Linked DNA regions of Mus musculus: region 2 is linked to region 1. Evidence: chromatin loops called from intact Hi-C (ENCODE). Cell type or tissue: left cerebral cortex. All regions are shown on one strand. Links, peaks and the distances in the headings refer to the core of each region. The heading gives the core; the rest is flanking DNA. Region 1 has its middle 25 kb from the start of Gm19866. Region 2 has its middle 13 kb from the start of Gm35333.

Region 1 (15,675 bases), core at 3,411-11,410:
AACAATGCAAACTCTGTGTGAGGCAGAGATAAACTCCAGAAGCACAGTAGTGAAGGAAGGCCAGCAAACGAAGAACGGACAGTTTCTCATTTGTATGAAGCCTGAAAGGAGGCAACATAAAATTTGGGTTTCCTCAGCCCAGGTGGACTCCCAGGGAGGGTTGTGACTAGGAGAGAGCATGAGGGGACTGAGCACTTGTGATGCTGAGTCCCAGGATCCTGGTGCCAGTTTCACCCAAGTCTTAATTCTGTGAGAACTCAAAGAAGTGTAATGGTGGGGGGTGAGGATGGGGTGGAGGTGGTAAGGTGGGGAGGTGGGCGGGACTGTATCTTGCTGGACCATTCAGATCTGTGAGTCTCCTGCCTTCTGCCTAAGCCCCATCCACAAGTCAGTATAAGATTGGAATTCAGCCCCTGTTGGGCCTGGCCCAGTGCTTTCCCCTTTCTGAGTTGAGAGGCACTCTGCTGAGACACTGTCTGTGAATATCTAATTAACAACTTCTTGGGGCCTACATCTCTCACCTAGGGAAGTGAGTTTACATCAAAGGTGATGTTGGTGGTGTCCTGCTCTCTACACCTGTCCCTGCTTCCTGCCTGGAAGTCAGCTGGGTGGCAGCTCCTGCTGTGTGCCCAGCTCCATCCTTCAGAAGGTATGGGAAGAGACTTCCCACTTCTTCCAAGAGGGCCCTCATTTCCTCTCTTCAGTGATGTTTTCTAGACAGAGAATCAGCATGGTGTTAGTGACTTTTCTAATAAACTAGCTACTGTCCATTTATCTATGGCAGTGTCTCTCCCGAATCCCCTGTCCTAGCTACGGTTATCATTGCTGTGATGAAACACCACGACCAAAGCAACTTGGGGAAGAAGGCATTTATTTGGCTTACGCTTCCAAATCACTGTTCATTATCAAAGGAAGTCAGGGCAAGAGTTGGAGCAGGGCAGAAACCTGGGGGCAGTAGTTGATGCAGAGGTCATGAAGGGGTGCTGCTTACTGTCTGTCTTGCTCAGGGATGGCACCACCCACGGTGGGCTGGGCCCTTCCTGAACAATCACTACTTAAGGATTTCCCTGGGCCCTAGAGTCTTGCCTACAACCTGACCTATGGGTGGGTGGGGGGTGGGGGGGAAGGGGGCACTTTCTCAACTGAGGCTCCCGCCTCTCAAGTGACTTTAGCTTGTGTGAAGTTGACATTAAGACTAGCCAGCACATCCTGCATCTGAATCCGGTCAGTTAAGACTCTGAAAGTGGATTTGTAGGATCACTTGGTCCCTTTGTTTCTTTTCCCAGGGTGCTCACATCTACTAAACTTCCCCTTTCTGGTTTTCATTGTTAATTTGGCTCTTTTAAATGCCTTCTGAGCAACTGGTCTGGACTAGTGACTTTCAAGGTGGCCCTGAGTAACTTCTTTCATTTCCCATTCAAATCACAGCAAAACCTGAGCAAATACACAATCATAGGCCATAACTCCTTCAGATATACATAGTATCAGGAATGAAGATATCTAACACAGTATCAATGTTTGTTATATTTGTATTTCTCTCAAATATTGTCTATAATGAATGGTAACAACTTGGCTTTAATTGTTAGTTTGCATCTATATACTGAGTAAGTTTTTACTGTTGAGCGGGGAGAGAATGAGGCAGCAGTCATCGGGTTTGGTTGCAAATATCCAATGAGTGAATGACTGGATAGTAAGATGAGTCAGGCTGGAGATTAAATGTACAGCATGGTAACTGAGCCCAGCAGAGTGGATCGTGCATAAGAACCCTTGGGTGTAAGTAAGCTCGTGTGCACAGATGGTCAACATGTGCTGTGATAGAATTATTATCCCCAGTTATTCCTCAATCAAGCTGGGGAAAGCTGTGTTTTCTCTGGAAGATTTTATTTTACAAGCTGTGGCAGGGGATGGGGTATATCTCAGTGGTAGGCAACTTGCCTGCCTTGTACAAACCTTGTGTCTGGTCCTTAGCAATGACACAAAGAAACAAACACAATGTTTCCCTGGATTAAACCTGTGCTATTGTAGAGTTACAAAAGCAAAACAATACAGAAGGTGGGGGGAGGGGGGGCTAAGGTAGGAGGAACCTGTAAGCTACAAGTTCAAGACCAGTAAGAGCAACATAGTAATACCCCATCTCAGCAAAGGACCAAATATTGGTCTCTTCCTCTCTCTTTTACAGTCACTTATGTGTGCACATATACCCATATATAGCCATCAGAGAACAGCTCCCAGGAGTTGGTTTTCTCTTTCCACCAAGTGTCTGAGGGATCAAACTCAGGTCATGAGGCTTAGGGGCAAGTTCTCCCCCATCCCCTGTGCCATCTCCACGGCTCTTGTCTTAGTCACAGTTCTATTGCTGTGAAGAGACACCAAGGCTATGGCAACTCTTAGGAAAGAAAGCATTTAATTGGGGGGGGGGGTGGCTTACAGTTAGAGAGCTTTAGTCCATTTTCATCATGGCAGGGAGCATGGCAGCACGCAGGTAGACGTGGTACTGGAGAAGTGGCAGGGAGTTCTACATTTGAATCTGCAGACAGCAGGAAGAGAGATACTGGGCTTGGTGTGAGCATGTGAAACCTCAAAGCCCTCCCCTAGTGAGAAACTTCTCTAGCAAGGCCACACCTCTCGATCCTTCCCGAACAGTGCTATACTCTCTGATGACTAAGCATTCAACTATGTGAACCTGGGGGTGGAATAGGAAGTGAGACTCTTATTCAAACCACCGCACTGGTATAGCCTTGTTTCAAACAGATTCAACACTCATTTTAAGCATTTCTACTGAATATTCTTTGTTGATTGTTCTTCATATTTAGAAGACTGATTTAGTTTTTGAAAACAACTAAGACTCACTGAGAATGTAATTAAGTGGGGGTAATCTACTTAGACACAGAGGAGGTGATCAGTGAGAACTTCTGAAGAGCCTTTGTATGCACTTGGAAGCCTTGTGAATGTGTTGCTGCAGGAATACTTGGGCACAGATGGAACTAGAGGATAGAGTCCCATCCATGACAGTATCAGGAGGCAATCAGTCTGTTTTCATGGAAGCACCCAGAAGCCATGGCACACCATCAGAAGTTTTTTAGTGTATTTCTCTCTATGGAGTCCTGACAAATGCAGCTCAACTATGCAATGTAAGACAGACCAATACGTGCATGTCATTAGCAAAGAATCCTTCATCATGTGTCTTTTCACATGCTTGCTTTAGCAGAACATCCTCTCTCCTGTGTCTGCTTCAGGAAAACACTCCTTCACGTGTCTGCCCCAGCAAAACACCATCTGACACAATTGACTTTCCAAAGAAACTGTAAGTTTCCACTTCAAGGAGCCTTGCCTCTTGAATTTCATAAAATGTAAAGGCAGGTCAAGTGTCACCTCAGTTGTCTCAAGGGCTTCTTAGGAGCTGGAGAAATGGCTCAGTTGGTAAAGCAACTGCCATGTAAGCCTGAGATCCCTAGTTTGAATCCCCAGTGCCCACTTGAAAAATTGGGTGTGGTAGCATGTGTTTACAAGTGGGTGTTTTGCCTGCAGGGATCTGTGTACCACATGCATGTAGTGCTCCTAGAGGCCAGAAGAGGGCGCTTGGATCCCTTGGAACGGAAATTACAGATGGTTGTGATTTACCAAGTGGGTGTTGGGAACTAAACCCATCTTCTCTGAAAGAGCAGCAAGTTCTCTTAACCGCTGAGCAAGTGTATGTGATCTAAGCTCTGGCTAAGCAAAGATTAGCAGATCCTGGAGCTCAGTGCAAGACCTTGTTTCAGGCCCTCCTTCCTATATCGGTGTTAGGGAGTGGTCAACATTGGATACCTCAATCTCTCATGATCTTTGTCATCTTTTTGGTGCATGTGTCTCCCATAGAGTGACCTTAGGAATGGGCCTTGCTCTGGCTGATGGCGTCAGAGCTCTTCCAACCACAGCAGGCAGGTTCTGCAGGGCCCTTTACCCTTGGTCCTTAGCCAAGAGGTTTGCTTCTCTTTGCTCCCCTGTCCCAGCGTGGAGCTAGGGTACAGATTTTGATGGCCTCTTATTAAGGTCCAGGGATCAGAACAGAAGGGAAGCAGAGAATGTGAACTTAGGGTCCAATCCTAAGCCCAACAGTGCAGCTCTCCTGAAGGGTCCTTTCGGCTGCCCTTGGGAAGCCATAGTCAGCTCCTCCCCACCCCCACCCCCCACCAAGGAATAACTGATTGACACGGGAAAGGAAGGAGTAGGTTTCCCTCCCTCAGAAAAGCAGGAGGCCCGTGAATCACCGCTCTGATTCAGCTCTGTGGAGCAATCTTCATTTCCAGACCAAGGCTCTACTTTGTCCCCAAGAGATGGATTTAATTAGAAGTTCCCTCCTCCCCACTGAGAACTGCTGAGAGCCTTCTTGATTTATTTTCATACAAGGCAGGGTGTATTTTGGTGTTTTTCCTAAAATAAAGTAAGAGTTGCTACAGGCAGCATTGATCTTCCAGAAGATGGTGGAGAGCTTCTCAGAGACAACAAAACAAAACAAAACAAAACAAAACCAAAAACAACCCACTCCAGCACCTTCTTGAAGCACCAGACCACTATTACCTCTGCAAACTTCAAAAAGGCAACCAAACTTTCCCTTCAAGGTGATGCGCTTTTGTTGGGATGGGCTCTGCCATGCCTCAATAACGCGTATCACCCAGATGTTTCTGGCCTAAACTACAGTGGGTTTGTTGGTTCCTCACTTCTAGTCCACACCCCACACAGATAGGCCAAGATCTGCTCTCATTGAGCTGTATTCAGAGCACTTTCTTTGAGAGCCCTGACTGGCTACTGTCTCGACTTGCAGGCCATGGTGGTACATGGAGTAGAGAGAACTCTAACCCTTGTCACTAATCAAATCTGTCCCAGAAGTGGCAAAAGTCACTTCTGTCTCCTCCCATTCACCAGAACTGGTCACTGGGTCTCACCCAATGACCCAGCAGGCAGGAAGTACAAGCCACCTTCCCTTGTAGCCTGGAGGAGTTGACAGTTATTGACAACAGCAACCACAGCATTCCAGATAAACATTTGTGGCTGAACAGAGCTTCCCCTCCCCCATCACATCTGTGTTCTCTTAGTCTCTTCTTGAAACCTTGGGGACAGCAAGGGTTTCTAGTAACAAGGACACATGCTATTATTCAATCTGTGACTGTCCTTGACATTATGTGCTTTGAGTTACTTCTATTTCCTGGGGATCTCTTTCTCTCTCTCTCTCTCTCTCTCTCTCTCTCTCTCTCTCTCTCTCTCTCTGTGTGTGTGTGTGTGTGTGTGTGTGTCTGTCTATCTGTCTGTCTGTCTGTCCCCATCTAACTTTGAGGATATTCTGAAAAGTGAAGACTAGACTCACACCAGAGCTCTCTGCTGCCTCTGGGGAAAAGGTGCCTTCACCTTAGAGTTGGTCCTGGGTGCACATTTTGTTTCTTTCTCAAATATTCATGTATTTTTATTTCAGATTCCCAGCATTTCTGTCAAAGGCTCATGTCCTCCTCTCCTCCTGTCTTGAACTTTTAACTCCAGAGCCTCTGAGGCCAAATAAGTATCACACCCATGGCTAGAGTTAATGTTAGAGTTAGGAAGAGTTCAGCTCCTGGGTATGTTTTTTTTTTTTTTTGTGGTTTATGATTGCTATTCATATCATAGGGTGTTAGTAACCACAGAGACAAGACACTGTAGAGCCATATAATGTGAGCACACATAGACACACACACACACATACATACACACACACACATGCACACACACTTATACACACATATACACACACATATACACATACACACACACCTATACACACACATATACACACACATACACACATACATACACAGACACGCATATACAGCCACATACACACACATATACACACATACACAGACACATACACACAGACACATACATATACAAATATACACACACACACACACCAATATATACAAATACACACACACACAGAGCACAATTATAACTAATTCTTTATGTTTGAAGGTATGTATTTATCAGAGTTAAATTTCCCACAGTGAGATAGCTCACCATGAGAAAAAACAATTACAGTTACTGAAAATCATTTTTCTTAGACCCATTTAAAGAAGCACAGGGATGTCTTTGCAGCAGAAAATACAGTGGATACAGGAGACAGGGTATGCAAAGCCCTGAAAGCAAGCCATGTGGCATAGGAGGGCAGGAGATTTTAAATACTCTTAGGTCAGGCTAACTTGTTCTAGGCTAAGAACAGAATCCAAACATGGCTAAACCAGAATACTCAGACCTCTTTACAAAACGTATGTGGATAACATTATTTTTTGGAGAGATTATGGGAAGTGACTTTCTTGTTAATACAATTATTTGGGATTACGGCTCAATCCTGGCATTACCAGTGAGATTTTGAGATACCGGGAGGAGAGTTTTTGCTGTGTGTGTTACAGCCCCAGTTCACAGATCAGCACGAAGGCTCTTCCACAGAGAAGAAAAAGTGGTCAAAGTTTGTAAGACTGACCCTAAACTGAGCACAATTCGCCCTTTACAGAGGGGGGATTTTTTTTTCTTTTTGTCTTTTGTTTTCCTCTGTGCCACAAGGTGGCGGTGATCACATTCTCAAACAACCATCTGCCTCAGCTAAAATGAAGCCATGAAGTGGCAAAGTTTGATGTAATCTGCATCAGGAATGGAACCAGTATGTTCACAGTGGAAGGCCGGCACGGTTGCTATGGGAACGTCTCTCTCAATCAGCTTCCTTAACCCCTCAGGAGATAAATGGAAATGACCAATAGCCTTGTGGAAGGACTTCCTGCCATGAGGTTCTGCCTGTCCTCCACAGTGGGACCTCTGCCTGAGACCACAGAATGGGTTCTCCTTCTCTGCTACCGTCCTGTAGTTGTATCAGGGGTAGATAAGAAGCAGCCTTTGGCATTTATGGTTGGACACACAATGTGCTACTAGAGGAAGAGCTGTTTAAAAGATTCATAAGGACTGTACTGAGAGAGCAAGGAGTCACAGAGTCCCACACACTAACTTAAGGCCACTTATCTTTTTGTACCTAGAAGGACAACTCCCCTGGGTGTCACAGAGTGCACCTGAATGGTTATATCAGTACCTCTTAAAATGTAGGTGTGACATCTCTGCATCCTCGGGACAAGCGGAGGCATGCTGGTGACTTCATAGCCATCTTTTCAGACTCTATTGATATTTTCTAAATTCTGAGGGGAGAAAGACATTTCTAAATAAGGATCCATGTTCCCTCTCTCCAGGCTTAGCCAAGTTGGATTATCCTGTGTAAATTATTCAGGGACCCCCCCCCCCCACACACACACACACACACACGCACACACGTACACACTTAGCTACAAGGTCTGAATCCACATCTCTCCCCTGAAAGGGTTGGGTCAGGCACTTGGCAGCAGAATGGCAGTAAGCATCAGCTGGCATGCCAGCTTCACCTCAGGTCCCCATGTGGTACCCGTGAGGAGGGAAGGCTGCTTCTCCACCAGCCCAGTTGCCAGCTTCTTTTGTAGTCTCATGGGAAACACGAGAATGCGGTTGATGAAGGTTCCATCTGAGGTTTTATCTGGATCCCTGGGTAAAAGCGTAGTTACCCATATCTCTAATTTTAAACGAGATGTTTTTGAGGCGTTGCTATGTAGCCTAGGTTGGCTTCAAGATGATAATCCTCCTGCCTCACCCTTCTAAGTACTGAGATAACTGACGTACACTATCATATCCTGACTATCGAGGCCTTCATGGAGTAAAAATGTTTACTGCTCTTCCTCGCCAGGAACCATGAACTGTGTTTATTCTCTGACTGTTGAATACTCCATAGCTGATAAACAGCGGGCACCCTCCTCACACACAGAGGGAAGGAGATTCTAACACTTGGTCTTGATGTCAATATGACACTCCTTGAAGACTTTTCTAGTCTCTTTGGTTTGCTCCTTACAGGGCATGACCCACAGAGGTCACGGCCATTCCCATTTTACAGATGGGGAGACTGAGGCAGTGACAAAGCAAGAGGGTTGTCTGCCCCTGTGCTGAGCTTCAGTCTCCATTTACTTCCCTGGGAATGCTTGCGTGGCATGTAACTTGCAACTGGCACTGGCGTAGCTTTGCCCTTTCTTTTACTGATCTTCTTTAGTATTGGGTGTACAGTGCTTAAATGAGTTGATAGGAGCACTGAACAGTGATAATGGGGTGTGGTAGATACCTAAGTGTTCAATGAATGAATGGGACAGAAATGCCTTTGCTCCCGGTCTCCCTGAGCTGTTGCAGCATGGTTGTGGTTTCCACAACAGTATGTTCAGAGCAGAGCAAGAGGTTTCTGGGTAGTAGTGACAGCTCCCACGGGACTGTGTCCTTTCCCAGAACGATATGTTCTGTTGGCTGGAACAGCCCTTATGGTACCGATGACTACATAGGTACCTATAGATGTATAGGCCTGGTGGAGCCTATCGAGGGGAAGTAGTAAGCATTGTCCTCCACGCGCTGGGCATCTTAAATAGGAGGCACGAGGTGGCAGTGCCCACAGTAGGAGTCTACTAGGCCCCACTGGGATTTCCGCGCAGACCTTGGCTTCTGATGGAGATACTTAAGGAGCCTGTCTCTCATTTCCTTCCTTTCAGTCAGACTCAGGGACTTTGTTAGTCAAGAGTGAGAGATGACGTGTCTCAGGCAGAATGGAGGGTGTCAGGCCTGAGAGGTCCCCTTTTCAGTTATCTGAGGTGGAAAGCAATCTATTTCCTTCTGAATTTTCCACAGCAGCAGGCTCGTTAGGCCCGGGTCTGTCAGAATAGGTTCCTGCTTCATCTATAGAGGTGGTTGATAATGCCCAGTTCGGTCTAGACAGGGTGTGAGACGGGGAGTGGCTTCTCAGATAAGCCATGGAGGGCTGCTCTTGGGTCTTCTGGGTATTAGCGGTTGTTTTTACAATACAACTGTGAAAACAGAGTGATCCCCTTTGCTCCCTCAGCAGAGCCCGCTCCTTGTTCCCTGTCCCCACCCCTCCAGGTCTCAGCCTCCATGGGTGGCTTGAGGATTATGTCCAGATACTTTAAGCCCCTCAAACAAGCATGATCTCTCACCTACAGTTCTCTATTTTAACTTAAGAACAATCTGCCTTTCTTTAATTATTGGGGATGTATATTTACTGTCTATTTAGAGGGAGGTGAGTGAACAGGTGGGACCCGGCAGCACCATGAAACTACCTCAGCAGCCAAGCGGCAACTGTGGCCTGCTGTGCCCTGGCTTCTGAATTCTCACACGAAGCACTTTTACTGCATGCACGGTTGACTCGCTGATCAATGGATCCTGGCAGCTATAAACATTTTATGGCTGTCTGTGACAATATGACTCCTAGGCCCCTAGAGGAGTCTATGCAGACAGGGCCTTAGGAGGAGGAGGAGAAGTTTTGCTCCCGGGGGAGGGGGTGCAGCTCCCAGAGGCCAGATCAAAACCAGGCGAGGGGTTGAGTTACTCACTCAGGGGCTTCCCACTGTCGAAGACAGAAAGGTGTCCGAGGTCCAGCAGTGTTCCCAGGTTGAGAGTGTTTATTTGTTCCCAGTCATTGCAACAATTCTAAGGATGATTTGACTGGCATTCCTTTGGGGACACTGAAGGTTAGTGGCTTGCCTATCTCCTGTTCTCTCTCAGTGCCTGAGAAATTAGCCCTTGAACTCTGGTCAGATGACACATGATACATGAGGCTGATGACCCCCATAGAAAAGCAAGACCCAACTGTGCCTTTATTTTGTTAGAAACCTCGAGTCTTTTCTGACTGACCCCTATGAACGCTTGAGGTGTGTACTCACTTTTACTCTGAGTTGAAAAACAGCAAGGGCTTTGTAATGCCAGGTTTTAGTGTGCAGTCACAACTGGAGGGCAGGGTTGTGAGTGCAGAAGGACAACAGGAAGGAGTGAAAGGTGTGTGCTCACGAGGCACGCCGAGCCTTATGTCATGTGAGCTCGCTGCGTTTTCTCTTGGAAACCACAGAGAGACCTTCGAAAGTTAATCATCGAGCCATGAGGGGGCAGCTGATGTCATGAGTTTCCAGTGGCCAGCATTGCCACAGTCACAGACATCTCTCTGTTTGCCTACCCAAAGGCTTACAACAAAACAACTCACAAGCCATGTGTTCTGAGGGTTTCTCTTTGTTCTATGAAACTCAAGAGTAGAAGTCGTAGAAGGAGAAGCGTCTTGTGCAGTGTTAGGCGTTGTCATTGTGGAGACCGCCAGCCTATAATCATTATGTAACCCAGGCTGGTCCTGATATCATGATCTTCCTGTGTCAGCCTCTCAAGTCCTGGAATTACAGGTGTGAACTACAGAGCCCAGCTTTGTACCTTCTGGATCTTTCTATTCATGTGTTTCTCTCAGATCTGTACTGGGCGAATGGTTTTGTCTGAATAGCGACACAGTGCTATGAACTTGATGAATATGTATGTATGTATGTGTGTGTATATGTATATGTATGTATATACATGTGTGTATATATGTATGTGTGTATGTATATATGTATGTATATGTGTGAATATATATGTGTGTGCATGTGTATATATGTATGTATGTATATGTGTGTGTATATATGTATGTGTATATATGTGTATATGTATGTATGTATATGTGTGTGTATGTATGTTTGTGTATATGTATATATATGTATGTATATGTGTGTGTATATATGTGTGTATGTATATATGTGTGTATATATGTATGTGTATATGTATATATGTGTGTATGTATGTATGTATCTATGTATTGACATATGTAACCCATCACATTCAATAGGTAACAGGATGAACTTCTGCTCTGGAATGTGGCTCAAGTCTCTGTAATTTATAGTCAGGCCACCAATGTTGTTGGGTCTGGATGTCAAGCCCCGTGGCTCCTCTTGGTGGCATTCTCTTGGGGATCCAGCTTGTGTCACACTATTCTTGGATTTCATGGACTGTGTATAAATAACAGGTTTCATTTGTCCCATGCTTTGAAATGAGAGTGCTGAATGAATTGGCCTGAGCACACTACAGGATGTGCAGTGGGCTGCATGGTCCCCAGGCTGAGAGGCTCGCTCGTTTCATTTCCTTGTTGTTCTAACCGTCTAGCACAAGGCCTGGCAAGCAGCAGGCACCCCGATCAGTGCGTATATGCTGAGTGAGAGAAAAAAAAAGTGACAGTAGGTTCAGCTTGGGAAACATGTGCCAGACTATGGGATTTTAAAAATAATGTGTGTGTGTGTGTGTGTGTGTGTGTGTGAAAAGACATCTTGTGGGAATTGGGAATCAGTTTCTTCCTTTCATCATGTGGGTCCAAAGACTGAACTTAGATTGTCAGACTTGGCAGCAAACACCTTTATCAGATGAGACCTCTCACCAGCTGAAGAACTTTTAATGTTCAAAGATTATGAGGTGTTGGGGACAATTAAAATATTTTACTTTTATTAACACATTTGATCTTTGTAATAATCCCTATAGTAATTTTATTCTAACCTCTGTCTTTTAGGTGGGGAAGCAGACTATAGTTGGAGGCTGGGTGGACTGTCTAAATCAGTGACAAGAAGAATTGGATATGGTCACTCTGCTCACAGAGTGAGCATATTCTTCCTTAACCACATCCCCAAAATGTTTTCGAAGTTTGATACTGTCAATACATGTCTCATTCCCTATTCAAAGGGAAAATTACAGAAAAAGAACAATTCATTTAAGAAGTAGGCTTCTTCATTTAAGAGGTAGGCTTCTATGGAACTCAGGTAGCTCAGTGGTTAAGAGCACTGCTACTCTTGCAGAGGACCCTGGTTGGGGTCTCCCATGGCTGCGCAATACTTTCTATAACTCCAGTTCCAGAGGATCGGATGCCCTTTTCTGGTCTCTGCAGGCACTGCACACACATTGTCCACTAACATACAGGACAGGCATATACAATAAAATAGAGATGAGTCTTTTAAAAATAGGCTTTTAGTTTCAAGTTCTTTTTAGATTGGAAGGACTAGGGAGGAAATGTCTGGAATTTGTTTGGGTGTTGGGAGGATCATATGTAGTCTGTGGAGCACCGCAATGTACCAGAATCTCAGCTCTGTTGGTTCCCCAATTAATGTTCTACACAAAACACTCCCGACTGCTTCATCCCCAGCCATACAAACAGTCCTGGACTCAATGACATTGGGTGATCAACCTTTGCCCAGAGCCTTACCAAAAATATTCCAGAGCCTTTTTTTATTATGTTTTCTGTAGAGCCACCGTGGGGAGGTCCCATGGCTGATACCCATTTTTATGTGACTTCCTGAGAGCTGGGTGGGTATTAATTTCTAGGCAGTCAGCCCCATAATGCAATGAGTGAAGACAGATTTGAAGGTAAAGGGTTGCAAACTTGAGACGTGGCTTCAGTTTCTCAGGCCCCTCCTCAGCCTGCTTATTGTCTCAAATGAAGCACTACTAAGGTGTGTAAAAACATGGATGGCCAATTCCCACAAAGTGTGTATACACAAGCAAGCGTGCATACCCCACCCCTGGCTTTCAGTACTTTTTTCTTAGTAAAAACAAGTACTTTTGTTATTGCACATGAATGTATGATGAGCTAGTTGAGAGTCTGCCCAGCTAAGGCCTAAGCTTTTGAAATATTAAAAGGTCTCAGTGTGCTTATTTGGGAAAAAGCTGGTTAAGGAAGGAATTGTGATGGTTTGTATATACTCAGCCCAGGAAGTGCCACTATTAGGTGTGGCCTCATTGGAGTAGGTGTGGCCTTGTTGGAGTAGGTGTGACACTGTGGGCGTGGGCTTTAAGTCCCTTATCATAGCTGCCTGGAAGCCAATATTCTACTAGTAGCCTTCAGATGAAGATGCAAAACTCTTAGCTCCTCCTGCACCATGTCTCGTGATAATGGACTGACTCTCTGAACCTATAAGCCAGCTCCAATGAAATGTTATCCTTAAAAGAGTTGCCTTGGTCATGGTGTCTGTTCACAGCAGCAAAACCCTAACTAAGGCAGGAATAATTGCTGCCATCTTATTTGCCCCATTAATCAATATTTACAGAAGATAATAATCACTTATTTTGCAGCTCTCTGTCTGACCTATTTTCATTACTGAATTCTAAGAGCACATCTTGAAATCAAGAAATCACAGCCTCCCAGTTTTGTGCTTCAGTATTTTAGAAGCTTCTCTAGTCCCAGGTTTTCCCACCTAAGCTTTGGAAGTAGCCTTTAAATTTCCCAAGCTGGCTTTTGGATGTGAGCTGGTGATTGCTCTGAGTGCATAAGGCTAAGTCAGGAGACTCTTAGGTCTCTGCAACATTGTGTGTTCTTCCCCATGGATGTGAATATCTTTCCATTCATTTCTTTGATACATTTGGTTAGAACATCCCAGCTTTCTCTGTCAAGGTTTTGCACATGTTCCATGTGATGTAGACTTAAGTCTCTCTCTGTCTCCCTTTCTCTCTCTCTCTCTCTCTCTCTCTCTCTCTCTCTCTAATGCCCCCGTTACTATGCTTTAAGCAACATCTCTCCCCCCCCACCCCATTTAAGCAACATCTTAACTGCAGTAGGAAAGTGACTGACTTTCACATCCTGTAATTTGTTAGTCCTAGTTTTTTGTTCATTATTGTTGATTCTTTTGGATTTTCTACATGATGGCAATACCATCAACCCACAATGATGGTTTTATTTGATGTCTTCTACGAAATCATGGATAGATTTTGGTACTTTTCTTGTCTTATTGCATTAGAATTACTTTTTTTTTCCTTTGGTTTTTCAAGACAGGGTTTCTCTGTGTAGCCCTGGCTGTCCTGGAACTCACTCTGTAGACCAGGCTGGCCTCGAACTCAGAAATCTACCTGCCCTTGCCTCCTAAGTGCTGGGATTAAAGGCATGCACCACCATGCACGGCTTAGAATTACTTCTAATATGTGGGAAGCAGTAACAGGTTGGAGAGCAGCTCAGAGCACTGGCTATTCTTGCTGAGGGTGTGGGTTTGAGTTCTAATACCTATGAGTTGGCTCATAACTGTCTCTAGGAGATTCAATGCTCTGTTCTGGCCTTGTAGATACCAGGCATGTACATGGTGCACAGATGTACATGCAAGCAAAACACTGGGATATGTAAAAATAGGAAAAATAGTAACGAGAGGGGGTTGGCCTGTCCTTGTTCTTTATCCTGGTGGGAAATTGGAGTCACTTGTATTAAGTATGACACATTCGCTAAGCCTTTCATTAACACTTAAACATTTCTTGTTTAGTCATAGATAGTCTCATATGCTCATGTAATGCATTTTGATCATGTCCATTTGTCCCTCTGTCCCTCCAACTCCTGCTGTTCCTCATTGTTTCCTCCCATAATTACGTCTCTCTTGTTATTACCAACCCGAGTCCAGTTAGCAATGCTCTTGGGTGTAGTCGTCAGTTTTCAGTTGGGTGTGGGAATCCTACCTTTGTCCATGTCCCCAAAAGACTGTCTGTCTGAGCAGCCATTACACAATAGCTCCTCCACAGAGGGTGGGGACCCAGAAGACCAGCTTGATCTTGTGTGGGCTGGCAAGGTGAGCAAGGTGAGCTCAGCTGTTGTGAGATGAAGTGTGCAGAGCCACACCAGGTCCACAGGTCAGCGTTTCACAGCTCCCTCCCCTCCGCCAGCTCTAGAGTTCTTTCTGCTCCCTTCTCTATGCTCTTCCTGAGCCTGGGGCAGGGCTGTGATAGAGATGAGCCAGTCTACCATGGGTTTCTCAGAGACTGATGTAGAAGGAGAAATAGTGGTCTCTCCTCCCTCCCTTCCTGCTCTTCACTTCTGCTCATGACAGCCAGAGCTGTCCCCATGCCCACACTTCCATCTGCTGCTTTTTATGTTAAACAATGTCACTGGGCTATAGTCCACATACCATACATTTTGCCTCCTTAAATGCAGAATTTAGTGGTTTCCCAGCTGTTTTTTATTTCAAAAAGGAACCCTAACCCCTTTAGCTATGACCTTCCCACCTTCTCCCTCCCATTCTAAAGACACATCTAGTCTCCCTTTGTGTCTGTCCACTTTCTTACTAGGATCACCTCACATGATGAAAACATGTACTATGTGAGCTTTCAAGAGTCGGGTCTTTCAAGTTGCAGAAGGTTTCACGACACGAAACGCATTCATGCGGTTACCTGCATGGGTTTCCTTTCTTCCGAAGGCTGGATGATATTCTGTCTCACACTTGTCTGACTTTGATGATATTCTGTCTTACAGCTGTGTCTGACTTTGCTTACCCCATCATTAGTTGCAGGGCATTTGCGTTGTTTCTAATTTGGGGTGACTGTGAACCAATGTTGTTGCTATAGAGAGAGGTTCATGAACATGTTTTTGTATAGACATGCGTTTTCTTTCTTTTTTTTTTTAAATGGTATATCTGGGAATGGAATTTTTGGGTCACAGGCTTAACTTCTAGAAGAGACACAGACTGTTTCTTCCCAGGCTCAGGAAGAGCATCCATCATTCTGCATCCCCACTATGGGGGACAAGAGGGCCAGTTCTGCCTCATCTTCTCGGCCACTGTTATTACCTGACATTTTGAAGTTAGCCTTCTCAGAAGGTGTGACATGTATCTGTCTATGCTTTCTGTCTGCATATCTTTATGACTGGGATGCCCATTGTCTCCTTGACTCACTGGCCAAGCACAGTCACTCCCTGGGAAAACAGCTGTTGCTCGTGTTTTAATTACAGCATCATCTTTTAATTAC
Region 2 (15,675 bases), core at 3,565-11,564, 560 kb after region 1:
CTAATTAGTAGGAACACAATTAGAAACTTACCTGAAGCCTCATATCGCTTCTGTGTTACTGATTGTACATGCTAATGCAAGCAATCATAGCCAGAAGGGGAGTGGAAGAGGCGGGGGGGGGGGGGGGAACAACACTTGTAAACTAAAACCAGGCAGACTGAGGTAAATTGATTTAAAGCACCCCCCGTGCAGATCTACACATGAAAGTGTTAGGAACAGCCATGGCCAGTGCCACACTCGGTCTTTGTGAGCATCAAAATTTAAAGCCTCGCCTTCTGTCTTTGATCTCCTGAACAAACTTCAACCTCCCCTCTCACATGTGCCTTATTTTTAGGCCATCTTCCTCTGACTGTGAGTTTTCCTGCAAGTATGTCCCTGGTTTTAAGGAGTTTTGTTCTACCTGAGAAGATTAAAAAGTGCCTCTATGGGGAGAGAGAGGTGGTTCAATGGTTAAGAGCACTGGTTACTCTTCCAGAGGCTGTGAATTTTAATCTAGTGTGTCAGCGGCAGCATACTCATATACATAAAATCAGTAAATAAATCTTTTTTTTTTCAAAAAGTACTTTTATGCCTTTGAATCGCATGCAGTCTGCAGGGTAGCTTGCTCATGGCAGCCATTGAAGTGTGTTAGCCCCTGTTAGCATCAAAGGGGTGGTAGGTATTTGGCTTTCCCTCGCAGTGTGCTCCCAGTTCAGAGGCAGCTGAGAGACACAGAGTTGTATCGATGGAGCTGAAGTGTGGGCTGTTTTGGCAGGTGTGTTGTGAATAGGGGTGCTCCTTCTGCCCTTCCTTCCAGCTCCTTTTAGAATCAGACAAACAAGACTACAAGTCCCACTGGTGCAACTCAACTGGCATATAGCAAATAGACCCTTTTTGGAGAGAAAGATCTAGAACATACTGAATCCAAAGAGCCAAATTTGTACACCTTGTGCTCTAAGCCATAGGAAGATTAATCAGCTCTTATCCTTCTGGGAGGAGATCATACCAGGCTTAAAAACAAGGATTCTACTTTGCTTTTCAGGGTTAGGAGCTCCATCCTCTCTGAAAGGAATAGGGCATCTTCCCATTTAAATTCCACAGATGCCTGGCTCTTTTCTCCACCCCACCCCCCACCCCCGGATGCTAATCTACTGTCCTGAGAGGGCCCTTGATATTTATTATGTGCCAAACCCAACACCAAGCACATAATTCAAGATAACCCCCTCATAAATTCCGTGATAGGATTTATATATCCCAGATGGGTAGGTGTTTTGATCTTTAGAACAGCACAGATTTTTATAATTCACACAGTGCCCTGCAATACGCTCAGCACTGTTCCTGAAGCTTCCTGTGGAGCTCCTGTGTGCTGGGAGATTAGAGCAAAGACAGTGAATGACTGGAAAGCTTGAGGAATCTGTTCTGAGAATGCTCATACATGGGTTTGGCTGTGTGTGATTTATTCTTTAAGCATGGTCTCTACGGGGTCTGAAGAGCATGTGTTGCTTGCGCTTCCAGAGGATCTGAGTTCTACTATCAGCACCCATATTAGGCAGCTCACAACTACGTGTAACTCCAGCTCTGCTGTGGAAGGGTCTGGGGCACTTCTTCTGACCTTTGTGGGTACCTACACACACGTGCACATCTCTGCAACACGCACACAAACACACACACACACTTTAAAATAAAAATAAAGAATGGCTGTGACACTTTGTCCCTGCACATCATGTTGGCAGGACAGATTTTAGGTTAAAGGCTTCACAGTTGGGCTGATGAGAGAATAAACTAATTTAAAAATAAGCAGTTCTGACCCTTAAAATATTGTTTTCTCTGACTCTTTTCAAATGCTTAAGGTCGAAACAGTTAGGAAAGATCTGTCTGTAAGATGCCTGGGAGTGACAGAATGAGTTGCTGTTCCCCCACTCATGGTCTGAAAGAAACTAGAGTTCTTCATGCCTGTCGCAGAAAAAGACCCCTCCAGTATGCTGCTTTAAATCGCCATGCACAGCTAGAGATCTTGACAAGGTAGAAGTGCTCACAGTTATCAGCTTTCAAGGAGGGGTTTTAGTGGTTTTAGTAGTCTAGGTAAATGAGATTAGTTGCTAGGGTAAACAGGTCTAAATCTTGGGGGTTAATCTAGCACAATAAACATTTCTTTACAGCCCTGGGCCTCCGTCCAACCTTGTCAGAGGACGATTTGACTCCTTGCTTTGGATCCATCTGTGCCCTCTGCTTCCTCTGGGTCTTCTCAATACTTCACGATCACCCAGAGTATAGGAAAAAAAGAGTAAGAACGGGTGTTAGAATGCTTGGCGGGGTTTAGTTTTCAAAGGAAACTAGAATAAACAAAGTTTGATGTGGCAGAACTCCAGTGAGCCTGATTTTGATAATTACGTATGTGTTTTAATATGATGCTTCACCCCACAAACACATGTGTTAATATGAGGCTTAACCCCAAAACACATGTGATGGCTAAGCTTAGTTAAATATTTTTAGTTTACAAAACATTAGGGGAATAAAAAAGAGACCAAGAATCTTACTTTCCACAAAAGCAAGGTCTAGAACTAGGAGACACCCACTTCTATCTGGAGCTCAGTCACATGTACCCCTGAGGGATGGAGCACCGAGGAAGCACAGGGCTGGAGTCTCATGGACTAAAAACCATCTTTTGCTACAGGTGTTAAATATAGCTAGGATCAAAAGAATCCAGTCACAGGAGAGCATAGATTACATCATTCAGTTCTTAAAAAAATGTCAAGGACAAGTTAGTCTATGGTGATAGACATCAATTGTAGCTGTTTAGAGCTCGAAGGAGTTGGGATGGGGTGATGACTAGAGACTGCACAGTAGAAGTGCAACATAGTTACAGTTGTGCATCACAGTAGAAGTGCAACATAGTTACAGTTGTGCATCACAGTAGAAGTGCAACATAGTTACAGTTGTGCATCACAGTAGAAGTGCAACATAGTTACAGTTGTGCATCACAGTAGAAGTGCAACATAGTTACAGTTGTACATCACAGTAGAAGTGCAACATAGTTACAGTTGTGCATCACAGTAGAAGTGCAACATAGTTACAGTTGTGCATCACAGTAGAAATGCAACATAGTTACATTTGTACATCACAGCGGAAGTGCAACATAGTTACAGTTGTATATCACAGTAGAAGTGCAACATAGTTACAGTTGTGCATCACAGCAGAAGTGCAACATAGTTACATTTGTACATCACAGTAGAAATGCAACATAGTTACAGTTGTGCATCACAGTAGAAGTGCAACATAGTTCCAGTTGTGCATCACAGTAGAGGTGCAACATAGTTACGGTTGTACATCACAGTAGAAGTGCAACATAGTTACAGTTGTACATCACAGTAGAAGTGCAACATAGTTACAGTTGTGCATCACAGTAGAAATGCAACATAGTTACAGTTGTACATCACAGTAGAAGTGCAACATAGTTACAGTTGTGCATCACAGTAGAAATGCAACATAGTTACAGTTGTGCATCACAGTAGAGGTGCAACATAGTTACGGTTGTACATCACAGTAGAAGTGCAACATAGTTACAGTTGTACATCACAGTAGAAGTGCAACATAGTTACAGTTGTGCATCACAGTAGAAATGCAACATAGTTACAGTTGTGCATCACAGTAGAGGTGCAACATAGTTACGGTTGTACATCACAAATGACTGTAAACTAAAACCACTAAACACTGCAGTGTTGGTGGGTTATATGGGACACCCAAATAAACATCTATCTTTAATAACCTTTTTAAAAGGCAAGATCAAATTCAAAGGTATGCAATGTCCTTTTGCAGTGGTTACTCTTCAATGCTGACTCATAAGCAGAGGTCTTGTGTTTCAGGATAGGGAGCGTCAAACTTAAGGGAGGTTTGCAATATATCTGAACCTGTTTCTTATTCTATAAGGTGGGAATTATTTATTGAGATCTATAGTTGATTAAATTGATAAAGATATTAAATTTTGACTGGACATGGTAGCACAAGCCTTTAATCTCAGCACTCAGGAGACAACAGCAGACTCTGTAAGTTGAAGGCCAGCCTGGTCTATATAGTAATTTCTAGGCCAGTCAGGGCTACATAGTAAGACCCTACCTAGAAAAGACAAAGAAGAAGAAGAAAAAGAAGAAGGAGGAGGAGGAGGAGGAGGAGGAGGAGGAGGAGGAAGAGGAGGAGGAGGAGGAGGAGGAGAAAAAGAAAAGGAAGAGGAAGAGGAAGAGGAAGAAGAAGAAGAAGAAGAAGAAGAAGAAGAAGAAGAAGAAGAAGAAGAAGAAGAAGAAGAAGAAGAAGAAGAAGAAGAAGAAGAAGAAGAAGAAGAAGACAGGCATTGAATTCCAAAGTCTGTGGCAGTGCGGGCATATAGTTGGTGCTAAGCTGAAGCACATTCATATTTTTTAAAAAGAGAAATTAAACGTTCAAAATTCAAATAACCCAGTGAACCCATCACTAGTTACCAGCGAAATACAAACCAAAGCCTCCTAAGAGGATCTACACATCCAACACAGGGGCTAAAAAATAAAGCTGGGTCTATTAAGTGTTAGCAACACTGCAGAACACTTTAATGTACTAATCCTGTTTAAAACTGTACAATCATTTAAAAAAGAACTTAGCTTTTTAAAATTATCTTGAATCTACGATCCTGCAACAGCATAACACTACTTGATATATTCCAAGAGAAATTAATGCAAGACCTTACTCGCAAAAAGCTGTGTATGTAAATAACTACTTTATTCATAGTAAGAGGAAAGTTGGCAACAGCCCAAGTCCCTTACAAGAAAAATGGGTAAATTGTGGTATATCCATGTGAAATGGAATAATATCAAACAATTTTTAAATATAGACTGGAGATAGACTCAATATGAAGATCACATACTGCTCTTGCAGAGAACCCAGGTTCAATTCCCAGCACCCAAATCAGGTAGCTCACAACCTCCTGTAACTCCAGCTCCAGAAGATCTTGTGCCCTCTTCTGGCTTCTACAGGTACCTGCACTCATGTGCACATAGCACTCCCTAACACACACACACACACACACACACACACACACACACACACACACACACACATTTATATTATAAAACAATAAACTATGAATATACACATGACATGAATTTCCAAATATCCTGAATAAGCCAAAGTATAAAGAAAGAAGATCTATGCATGCTTCATCTGCTGAGTTCTTAAACATCAAAGCCTAATATATAGTGACAGAGAACAGGTCAGCCACAGCCTGGAGTTAGAAGGTTTGGGGCTTTCAAGTAGCTCACTTGAAAGATGAAGTCATAGAATTGTCTAATGTCTGAACCAGGGCATACACATGTCAAAATTAAATCACTTGCTAAATACTCATGATTTGTGCATATGGTTAAATATAATAAAGTACTACTGGCATAAAAAACAAAGAGCATGGGGGGGGTCTGAAGGGAGAACAGACCCTGTTGCACCCTTTGTCTCAGGGACAAAAGCTGGGGTACACGTGTGTTAACTATCTGCATTCTATCCAATGCCATGGCACCAAATCCCCTAGAGGCAGGACACTGGAAAATTATCCCCAGTCTGTGTTCTCTAAAGACAAATCCACCAACAATGGCCATGCCTAGAGTCCATTGCATAGGTCAAAACATTCCATATTAGATAGAAAAAAAAATAAAAGTTAAGTGACTAGCCTTTAATGGAGACATCCTTCTGTCGCTGCAGAGCTTGTGAAAACAGGAAATGGAGCACACATGCACAGCATTGAAGGGAAGAGGATCCAAAATAGACAAAAAATGCAAATGGAGCTGTGAGAAAAAAAATGTGGGATGCAGACTTTTTTAAAGCTCCAAAATTAGACTGGCCAAAGCTTGGGGCGGGGGGAGACATGAGAGTTTTGGCACGGAATACCCTTCACATGCAAGGAAAACAGACATGTGAAGCAATATATGAAGACTAGGGGTAAGATGCCAAGTCTGTCTGGAGATTAACTTAGAACCGGAGACCGGAAGATGGGAGCATAAGACACTAGGGTTTCTATCTTATACATAAACAGCCATAAATCAAGGCCAGACGACAGAGCCCAGTTAAATTACTGCCGTGTATTTTATTTCCTCCATCCAGTTCCCAGCACCACCATGACAGCTCACAACCTCCTCAGGGTGCTGACACCCTTTTCTGATCCTTGCAGGCACTGCACATACTCATGGTGCACAGACAGACATGCAGACAAAACACTCAGACACTAAAAAGAAGTTCCTCCATCTTAAAGAATCAATCAACAGTAGCTGTTTGTGAATCTTACTAGTTCTAGCATGAACTCACAATGTTTCCCACTGTGACTGCAACTGTACCCATTCTCTTAAATATTTTCGTCTTCCTGTGTTTCAGATCTGCATCCTTGGGAGCAGAAGGACTCACCTTGGTTACTTCTCAAGGGACTCTCGGTTTAGCATCTTTTGTTTTGTGCTTTCTCGAATTGTTGCATTTCACGTTCTTTGACTGACTGTAAGATCTCTGTTCTTTTTATCATCCTCGGGTTGTTTTGTTTCGGGCTCACTCCTGTGGATGTGCATGTGTATGGCCAGCAGCGGTGGTGGTGGGTTTGTGGTTGTTTGGCTCAGTTTTTCATTTTATTAGGGGCATATGAGTGGTGCTAACCTCCTCAAGTTCCTCACAGACAGCAGCTCCCAGGTTACACCCAGGATCTCACCGAGGCCTGGAGGTACCTTCAGCATCTTATTCTGTTTCTGACCACCTCCTTCCATGGGACTCATCTTGAGTCACCCTGCATCCCCCAGTCTCTCCAGGCAACTGAGCGCATATATTAAGCTGTTACTTCTCTCTTTGCTTAGTAGACCCCAGAGGTCATCAGTCCCATGAATCTGAATACATGCCCATCTCTCTTACCCACTGGCCTGCCCTTCCATGATGCCATTGGACAAATACTACCCTAATTCAACCCACATGCACCTGAGCTGCTACGGGTCAGTTGCTTTTTTTTTTTTTTTTTTTTTTTTGAGGGTGGTGGTGGGGGTGGAGGGTCCCTGCACCAGCACTGACTTCAGCAAGGGTCCTCCTGGTATGCTTTGGGCGGGGGGTGGCTGCACCAGCACTGACGTCAGCAGAGTTCCTCCTGGTGTGCTTTGACTTTGGGTTTTCCACCCCACATTTCCCTGATACTCCGACCTTGTGCTAGTCCATACTATCCCAGAAGCTTCCCTATGTTTCTAGAAGCCCTTTAGTGATGGAACCTTCTCTTTTAGGACAGCAATTGTCTTTTTAGCGGCCTTTCCTATCACTTCAAGGAGCAGAAGCCAGATAGAGACATGTTCCAGTGGTCTCTCGCGCCAATTCCCCCATCTAAGGTACATGGTTAAAATCAGTGTACACAGAATGAACCAAATGGTTGTTGTTTTTCCCCCCCTGCCTTTTGTCACAGAGACTCTCCCGTCATTACACGTTCAGTCAAGGATGTACCAGATAATATGGGCTGGCTGGGGGGATTGGCTTCATCTCACTGAGGCCCTTTGGGAGCAGAATTAAAGAAAAGCTAGTCTAGGAAAAAAATCATCATCAAGGAACTCTCAGCTATTCCCCCGTGAGCCAGTGTCCTATTCTAGACAAAAGCGCACCACAGCCCCCAGGAGGAAGAAGGAAGTAAGCCAGCCTTCACGGAGAAACTGCAGGAAAACACCTCACCAGCCTTCACTGAGAACACATCTTTCTGATGATCAGTCCCTGGAAGAACCATTAGTTGGAAAGGGCTTATTCCTTTCCTGGGTTTCACTGCCCCCAAACAGGTCTGCTAAACAGATTTCCTGCATGTGTTATTGCAGGCCTAATGGAATTTTTCAGTGGAAACCCTGGTCCATTTTCAGTCCTTTCCTTATGAAATGTCATGTCTATCCAAGCCTGATGAACAGGGAGGGGCGTGAAAACTCCAGGTGTCTTGACAGCTGAGACTCAGAAAGCAACAAAGCTTGTCTATAATCTAGTGATGGCCAGTGTTTGCAAGGTGGCTTCTGATTGGACCCAATTGATCTGAGAACTGAGTAGGCTAAAGACCTTTCGGATCGGCCCTTTCGATGAATGGTCCAGGACAGGAAAGTTCAAACTCCCTCCATTTTAGCAGCAAGAAATAAAGTCCTTCTATTTTCCAGTGGAATGGGAGATCACCCTTCTGAAAAGCAGCACCCACTGCCCTTTGCTCCACGGAGCTGGGCTGCTGTCAGAGGCTCTCCAGGGCTGCCAACCTCTGAGGGGCTGAGATATGATTGGGAAGGTGGACATGGTCATAGAAACGCTGTGGAAATGCACAGCAGGGTGAGACAGAGGCTCCGAGTGTGACCTCTGTGTCTATTTCCATGAAGGAGAGACACAGGCTAAACAGACCTACTACTCAAAAAATATAATAAAACAGGAAAAAAAAAAACCCAACAACAACAACATATTCCCAAATCTGAAATATGTGAGTGTTATCATGATGTCAAAGAGGTTTCCTGATCAGAGAATGTTTTCAATGTGTGATGTTCAATTCGAAAAAAATCTATGAAATATCTCCAAATATGAAAACTCTAAAATCTGAAATGTTTCAACTGAAGAAGGGCTCTCAGCTAACACACTGCCCTCGGCGTTGACTTGCATGTGTCCCTGTACTGTTTCTTATTAGCTGTGTGTTTCTGAGAAAGACATCTCGTCTCTCTGAGGTTCAGTAAAATAAACCGGGGGGATGACTTAGCAGCTAAGAACATCAACTGCTCGTGCAGAGAATCCAAGCTCAGTTCCCAGTACTCATATCAGGCAGCTCACAACCACCTGTAACTGTGGCTCACAGCCTCTTCTGGCATCCACAGGCATTTGCGCTCATGTGTACATACTCACACATAGACATACATGCATACACATAAAGAATAATAAACGTAAATCTTTTTTAAACAAAATAGAGACTGCATCAGGTTGTAGATAGATATACAGATAAAAACCAAAGTACTTGGTAAGTGAAAATAAATCACACCCTTAGTAAGAAAGCACTCATGAGGGCTGGAGAGATGGCTCAGCGGTTAAAAGCACTGACTGCTCTTTTGAAGGGCCTGAGTTCAAATCCCAGCAACTACATGGTGGCTCACAACCATCTGTAACGAGATCTGACACCCTCTTCTGGAGTGTCTGAAGACAGCTACAGTGTGCTTAGATACAATAATAAATAAATCTTTTTTTTTAAAAAAGGAAGAGAGAGAGAGAGAGAGAGAGAGAGAGAACTCAACTCATGCTGACAGGGTGGCCTTATCCAAAATCACTTTCAAGGATTTATCCATATTTTCTTGCAACAGTAGTCAGGGGTGTGCATGCAACTTTGCACACAGTAGATGCTCAGGGCATACTAATTAACTTAATTCAGTTTCGTTGTCCACTCAATCCCAATTAAGCTTCTGTTGCTAACTTAGGTCAACAACGATCTTAGTAGCTCAAAAGACCAGGCTAATCCAAGACTAATCCAGATGCAGGAGATTAGTGCAAGAGGGGTCGGGCTGGGACAGCCATGCAGGACTGCGGTAGTGAAGAGTGAGGTCTCAGGCTCTTCAGTAAGGGCACACCATTCTGAGTATTGGCCTCAGCTCTTGGAAATTGCCTGGAGCCCTCTCATTTAGACTTCAAATTTCTCCTGGAAGGCCTAAGTGTTCCTAAGATTGTCCCAGGGGCTAGAATTCAACTTCTGCTCACACTAGTGGATGGGGAAGCGCCTGCATCATCCTACCAGCCCTCAGCCGGTTTTCGTGTCTCTTGTTTTATTTATTTATTGTTTGTTTGTTTGTTTGTTTGTTTTACCTCATCTGACCAATTGAGTTTCACGTGCACGAAAACTAGAGTACACACTTCTCATTGATCTCTGACTGTGGAAGGCTAGGCAATCTGTGGAGCCATTTATCTCTGCATGAAGCTGATGTTCTGTCGCAGAGGTGTAGGCTGTGACGTGTGTGAAAGCCAAATTCAAAGACAATCCCACTAAATGTCCTCAGAAACATCCAAAAATTCAGACCAGGCGAGGCCTGCCCCGCCTAGTGGCAGGACAAAGCTGCAGGAGACACTCAGAGCACTGCCTGCACTCAAGGCCTATGTTATCTCACTCGGTTTAGAATTCACACTCAACATACAGGTGACCAAAGATCAGGGCTCGCTCACCTACTTTATTTTCCATTGCTATAGCAAAATACTGGAGACTAGGAAATCAGTGAAGAATAGAAGTTTATTCTGGAGGTCAGAAGACACAAAGATGCGATGGTGTCATCTGTTAGCCTCTGGTGGACACATGGGAGGTATCAAAGGGAAAGATGGAGCAAGCATGTTAGCTCAGTCACACAGATCATCTGCTGTCATGGAACTCCATTCTGGCCTCATCTAATTCTACTTCCCAAAGGCCCCAATTCCCAGTACTAGAACTAGGGCTGTGTGTCGCCAGTCTCTGCTCCCCTTCCCACCGACCATAGGGTAACTATGTTGCTATATCACAACAAAGGAAAGCCTCTACAACTATATCAAAGCTTTGCTCATTCTAAACCTATTATCTTGAGTATGTGTTACAGTAACAGACAGCTAACACAGCCATGTTCCTCTTTCTTCCTGAATAAAAAGTGTAGCTCAGCATTGGCCCAACATCCATTGGTTCAAGGTCAAAATGACCCTAGTCAACTTTTACTTCACATTGCCTTAGAATAATGGAAGCTGGTGAAAGAGTGGTGGGTGAAGCTAACTTTGACTTTTAAACGACATCAGAAGTATAAATGTTCCTATTTTTATGAAAACTGTTGGCATAGAGAAACTGAGTCCTCAGTAATTGTCCCACTCTCCCCCTTATATATTGATTTATTTATTTTTGCCAATCTTTTGAGATCTAAGTCTGGAGCCATCAGGAGAAGGGAGAGCCCAGTGCTAGTGCTGTAAACTCACCTGGACTCAGACAGAGCTGAGTCTCTGTTTCCTGTTCCCTTCTCACGAAATCAAGGGCCCTAGGTGTCATGTGCAAGGGTTGACGGTGTGGAACAAGACTAGCTTGCAAAGGGGAGGTCTCCCTTGTGCCATGCATGTAAGAGATTTTGATGGTAAAAATGAATGAGGTACAGTTCTGATATCCATGTCATGCTATAGCTCAAAACCAATTTTTCAAAATCTGATAATGTTTGGATTTTTTTTCCTAGTCTTTTTTATTGTTTTGAAAACAGTGATTATAACTACCCTTTAATTTTGGCCTTCACTTTCTTTCTTAAACACTGGAAGTCTTGGTACCAAGAAGAGCTGCTGTCCTGAGGTGGGCCCTGCCCTGACCTGGCTGGCTTTTCCTCTCACCCCAAGATTTCCCTGGGAGGGAGCTTGTGGTTAATGTGGCCCGGCCCAGTAATTTGCAGCATGCTAGCCGGCTCCCCTCAGCTCCAGCCATAAATCTAATGAGGTCAAGGACTTAGGGCAGCCAACAAACCACTCTGAAAGAGCTGGGAGTGTCCAGGCAAGATCTCTTGGAATATTATGGACTAGACTGTGGGCTCAGCTTTTTTTGTTGCCGTCAGTCAACTAGAGATTCGTAACCCAAAAGTGGTTTCTGGGAAAGTACTGGGTGCATGCATCCGAATGCCTGCTCCCCATCCCCAGACAGAGTTACTTGTAAAGTTTAATATCCCTTAAGCCCCAAGGCTGCAGACTCTTCTGTCAGCCCTGGAAACAAGATACGAAAAGTTCAAATTCTACTTCTGTTGCTGTGTGACCCTGGGCAATTCCTCAGTCCCTCTCCAGGTTAGAATACTCATCAGAATGAGAAGAGAGTCAGAGTGTACACTGCGGAGTACACACAAATTCCTGAGAGAATGTTACACACTGGGGAGCACGCACAAATACCCGAAGAAATATGTTAATTTTGACCTAAGGGTTTGTCCTTCCCACACATTTCCCAGCATTTTGTTTTGTTTTGTTTTGAGACATGGTTTCTCTGTATAGAACTGGCTATCCTGGAACTCACGCCGTAGACCAGGCTGGCCTCCGACTCACAGAGATCTGCCTGCCTCTGCCTTGCAAGTGCTGGGATTAGAGGTGTTGGCCACCACCACCCAGCCCCAGAATTTATTTTTAATCTCAGAAATTTTTTTACGCTTTTAAAAACTATTACACACAAAGCTTTGTTCACTAAGAGCCATGCCTATTGGTCCTTACAATTTTGTGTAAAACTGAAAGCCAAACTGTCTGAGGCACCCCCCGCCCCATCAGCTAGCCTGGCATAATCATAATCAGCCTCTCGGGGACTCTGCTGCACAGGCTGGAAAGGAACCACCAGTTTCTTATGTCAGCGTTGCTCAAACAGAACTCTGCTCAAACACAGGGCACATGACCTATATGTCTCTGCCAAGCTCCAGTAGATTTCACGACGCCCATCTCCAACCTTGACATTAATTTACCATCAATTGAAGAACCTCGTCTTCGCTTAACGAACTACTTGGGCTTTGTTTTCAACTGTCCGTCATGTTGTAAGTATATTGTTTCTCCTCATGTTCCTCTTAGCAGAAGCAGACAACCTCTGATAATAATAATAACAACAGAAGCAACAACAATAACAACAACAATAATAATTGGTGTTGTATGTATACTAGGCAGCAACTTAGGAGCCACTGGTCCAAGATCTTAAACACCAAGTTACCTAACTCAAATGTAACAACCTTCCCACAATGTATCCATTGCTACCTCAAAATTAACCCAGTAGTTGCTGCGGGGGAGCCTGCTTGGAACATGCTCCACAACTTATGCTTCCTAACTCACGATATTCACTCCACAATCATGAGGTCCTTTTTAAAGGATTCTTGTGTCTTATGTTACTTTTATTTTGTGTATATGAGTGTTTTTCTGCACATATGTATGTGCACTGTGTATGTGTGCCTGGTACCCATGACGTCCAGAAGAGGACATCAGATCATCTGAAGCTAGAGTTTCAGAGATTAAGAGTCACCACGTGGGTACTAGAAACCAAACCCTGGTCCTCTGCCCAAGCAGCCAGTGCTCTAGACTCCTGAACCATCACTCTGTCTCCTCACAGTACCATTTTATTAATTAAGATATTTGAGGAAATTAGCAACATGTTCCTCAAATGCATATGAGGTAACAGATTCTGAATAATTAAAACTGTTACCAAAAAACAAACAAACAAACAAACAAACAAAAAACACAGATCATAAATCAGAGGGATCACAGATCTAAATTTCAAAACTTTCTATTCAGCTACAGTAATCAAGACTGGGTGGTAGCTGGGTGGTTATGAGGACTGACTGTTCTCATAGAGGATTAGGACTGTATTCTCTGCACACACACATGGTAGCTAAGAACCATCTATAATTCTAGTTCCAGATGATCCATCGTCCTCTTCTGGCCTCTGAAGAGGACCTCTTCTGGTACTGCACCCACATGGTGCCTAAACATACATGAAGGCAAAACACTCCCACCCATACAATTGAAATGAATAAATACTTTTTTAAATAAAAGGGGACCGTGACATGAAGGCAGATACACTGGCAGATTGAATGGACCAAGGGTCTGTGCATAAACAAAGTCTCCAGGACCAAGCATGTAGAAGAACAGTCTCCCAGCAGAGAGCAGGGGAAACACACATTCCAAATATTCAAGTACTCGCTTCAACAAAACTTATCTGAAAATAAATCTAAGACCCAAAATAAAACTGCAAAACCAGCCTGGCATGGTGGCACATATCTTTGAGAAGCAGAGGCAGGCAGATCTCTGTGAGTTCCAGGCCTGTCTGGTCTACAAAGCAAGTTCCAGGGTAGACAGGGCTATACAGAGAAATCCTGTCTCAAAAATAAAACAAAACAACAACAACAACAAAACAAAAACAAAAAAAACCACAACCCCCCAAACAAATAAACAACCCCCCAAAACAAACAAACAAACAAAAAAACCCAGAAAACAAAAACAAGAACAATAGCAAAAGACTACAAAACAATTACAGCATCAGATTCTTTGATTTGATACCGAAAGCACAAGCGACAGATAAATTAGACTTTATTGATAGGAAAAATCTTTGTGTTTTAAAGGATTCCACTGAGAACCCACATGACAAGAGAGACTATTTGCAAATAAAGGACTTATTTCTGGAATAGATAAGGAGCTTACGTGACCCAACAATATAAACAACTCAACAATGTACAGACAAATTGCCAAGGGTGGGGGGTGTCATTGTATATATGCTCATTTGCTTGTTAGTTTAGACAGTCTTACTGTGTAGCTTGTGTTGGCTTGGAACTCACTATGTAGACCAGGCTGGCCTTGAACTTACAGAGATCCATTTGCTTCTGCCTCCTGAGTGCTGGGATTGTAGGTAAGAGCTGCCACACCTGATATACCAGTTTTAAATGAGTAAAGGAGTTGAGGGAATATTTTTCAGAAGAAGACATGCTGATGGCCTGTGAGCCCATAGAACCATGCTCCACACGGCCAGGCATAGAGAGAAATGCAAACCAAACCACAGAGGCCACCGAAAGCTCACTCAACAGCAAAGATAAGACAAACAAGGGCCTGTGAGCATGGTGGCCAGAGATTAGAATCCTCGTTCTCCATCTTCAGGGACTTTAACATTCGTGCAACAATTTTGGAAAACAATCAGAAAATTATTCAAAATTACCACAGGGCCGAGCAATGCCACTCCTTGGGGTGTGTTAAACACGTGTTCACACAAGCACTTGTACAAATCCCCAAATATCCAGCAGCTACTCAATGAGTAAGTGGGCTGGACCATACAGTTGAATATGACTCAGCAAAAGGAATAAAGGGCTGAGTCATACAACAGAGATCTGACCACAGATGGCCACACATCATACACGAGAGAGTCTATAAGAACTGGCTGTGGGAGCAGATTAGTAGTGGACAGGGGCTGAAAACGGACAGTCTTAAAGGGTTTCTTTTACGGTGATGAAATATTCAGAATTGAACAGCAGTGATGGCTGCCCAACCTTGTGACCAGATCACAAAGACTGAACTGTTCGTTTTTACCAGGCCAATGTTACTGTGTAAGATCAATCTCCGTGGAAATGTTGCTGTACCCGGTCCTGCTCTTCGGTTGGATTCTACGAAACTGCCTTTCCCCAACTTTTCCGACCTTCCCATCTACCCCAGGCAGTGAACCTGGAAGCCAAACAAGTTATTAATTTTATAAAGTTGAAGTAAGCTGTGTTGCCGAGGGCTGAAGGAAACACAGCTTAAGCCCTGAGCAGAACATATATATCATGAATTAAAGCTAGAAAGGGCATGTAAACGGCACCAGTCATGATGAAAGACCTCGGCTTCTCAGAGGTGTTTTCAGAGCAGACATGTTCCCTGGGTGAGGAAAACAGACCTGTTTTAAATGCAGAGAATTTAATCGTTTTGAGCAGAGCTGGCTCCCTATGTTCTTGCCTTCTTAGTTTGCAATGGTCTCTCCATCCGGATTCCCACCTGAATCAGCTAGGATTGTGTGAGTGCTAGATGACAGAGGGGAGCTGAAAATGCTGGAACCCTTCCTGATGCAGACAAAGGCTGCCAGCCCGGCAGCATCATAGGCCTGTGGACAGCAGAGAAGACCCTGGACCTGCCCTAATTCCTGGATTCCTCGGTTACCAGCTGTCCTCCTTCTGGCTCCCCACTGAGGACAGCACCCCAGCCTAGCGGTTGGTCTGAGAGCCG

Evidence for each region. Peaks named below come from ENCODE experiments on the same cell type or tissue, not always from the same donor. Only the 100,000 strongest peaks of a DNase experiment are listed, where the experiment ranks them.
Region 2: it touches region 1 in a loop (2.5-fold over the local background); 4 of 42 quality-filtered maps call a loop at or near these places.

What each region holds. Positions count from the first base shown.
Region 1 is chr13:59,883,214-59,898,888 of GRCm38, forward strand. No RefSeq gene overlaps it. Among named protein-coding and RNA genes, the nearest start is that of Gm19866, 25 kb to the right of the region's middle. In left cerebral cortex, for the core only: CTCF peaks have their summits at 3,577 (motif pointing right) and 6,565 (motif pointing right); DNase peaks (open chromatin) are centred at 4,298 and 6,636; H3K27ac peaks cover 239 bases.
Region 2 is chr13:60,439,527-60,455,201 of GRCm38, forward strand. No RefSeq gene overlaps it. Among named protein-coding and RNA genes, the nearest start is that of Gm35333, 13 kb to the left of the region's middle. In left cerebral cortex, for the core only: a CTCF peak has its summit at 7,615; DNase peaks (open chromatin) are centred at 5,858 and 7,610.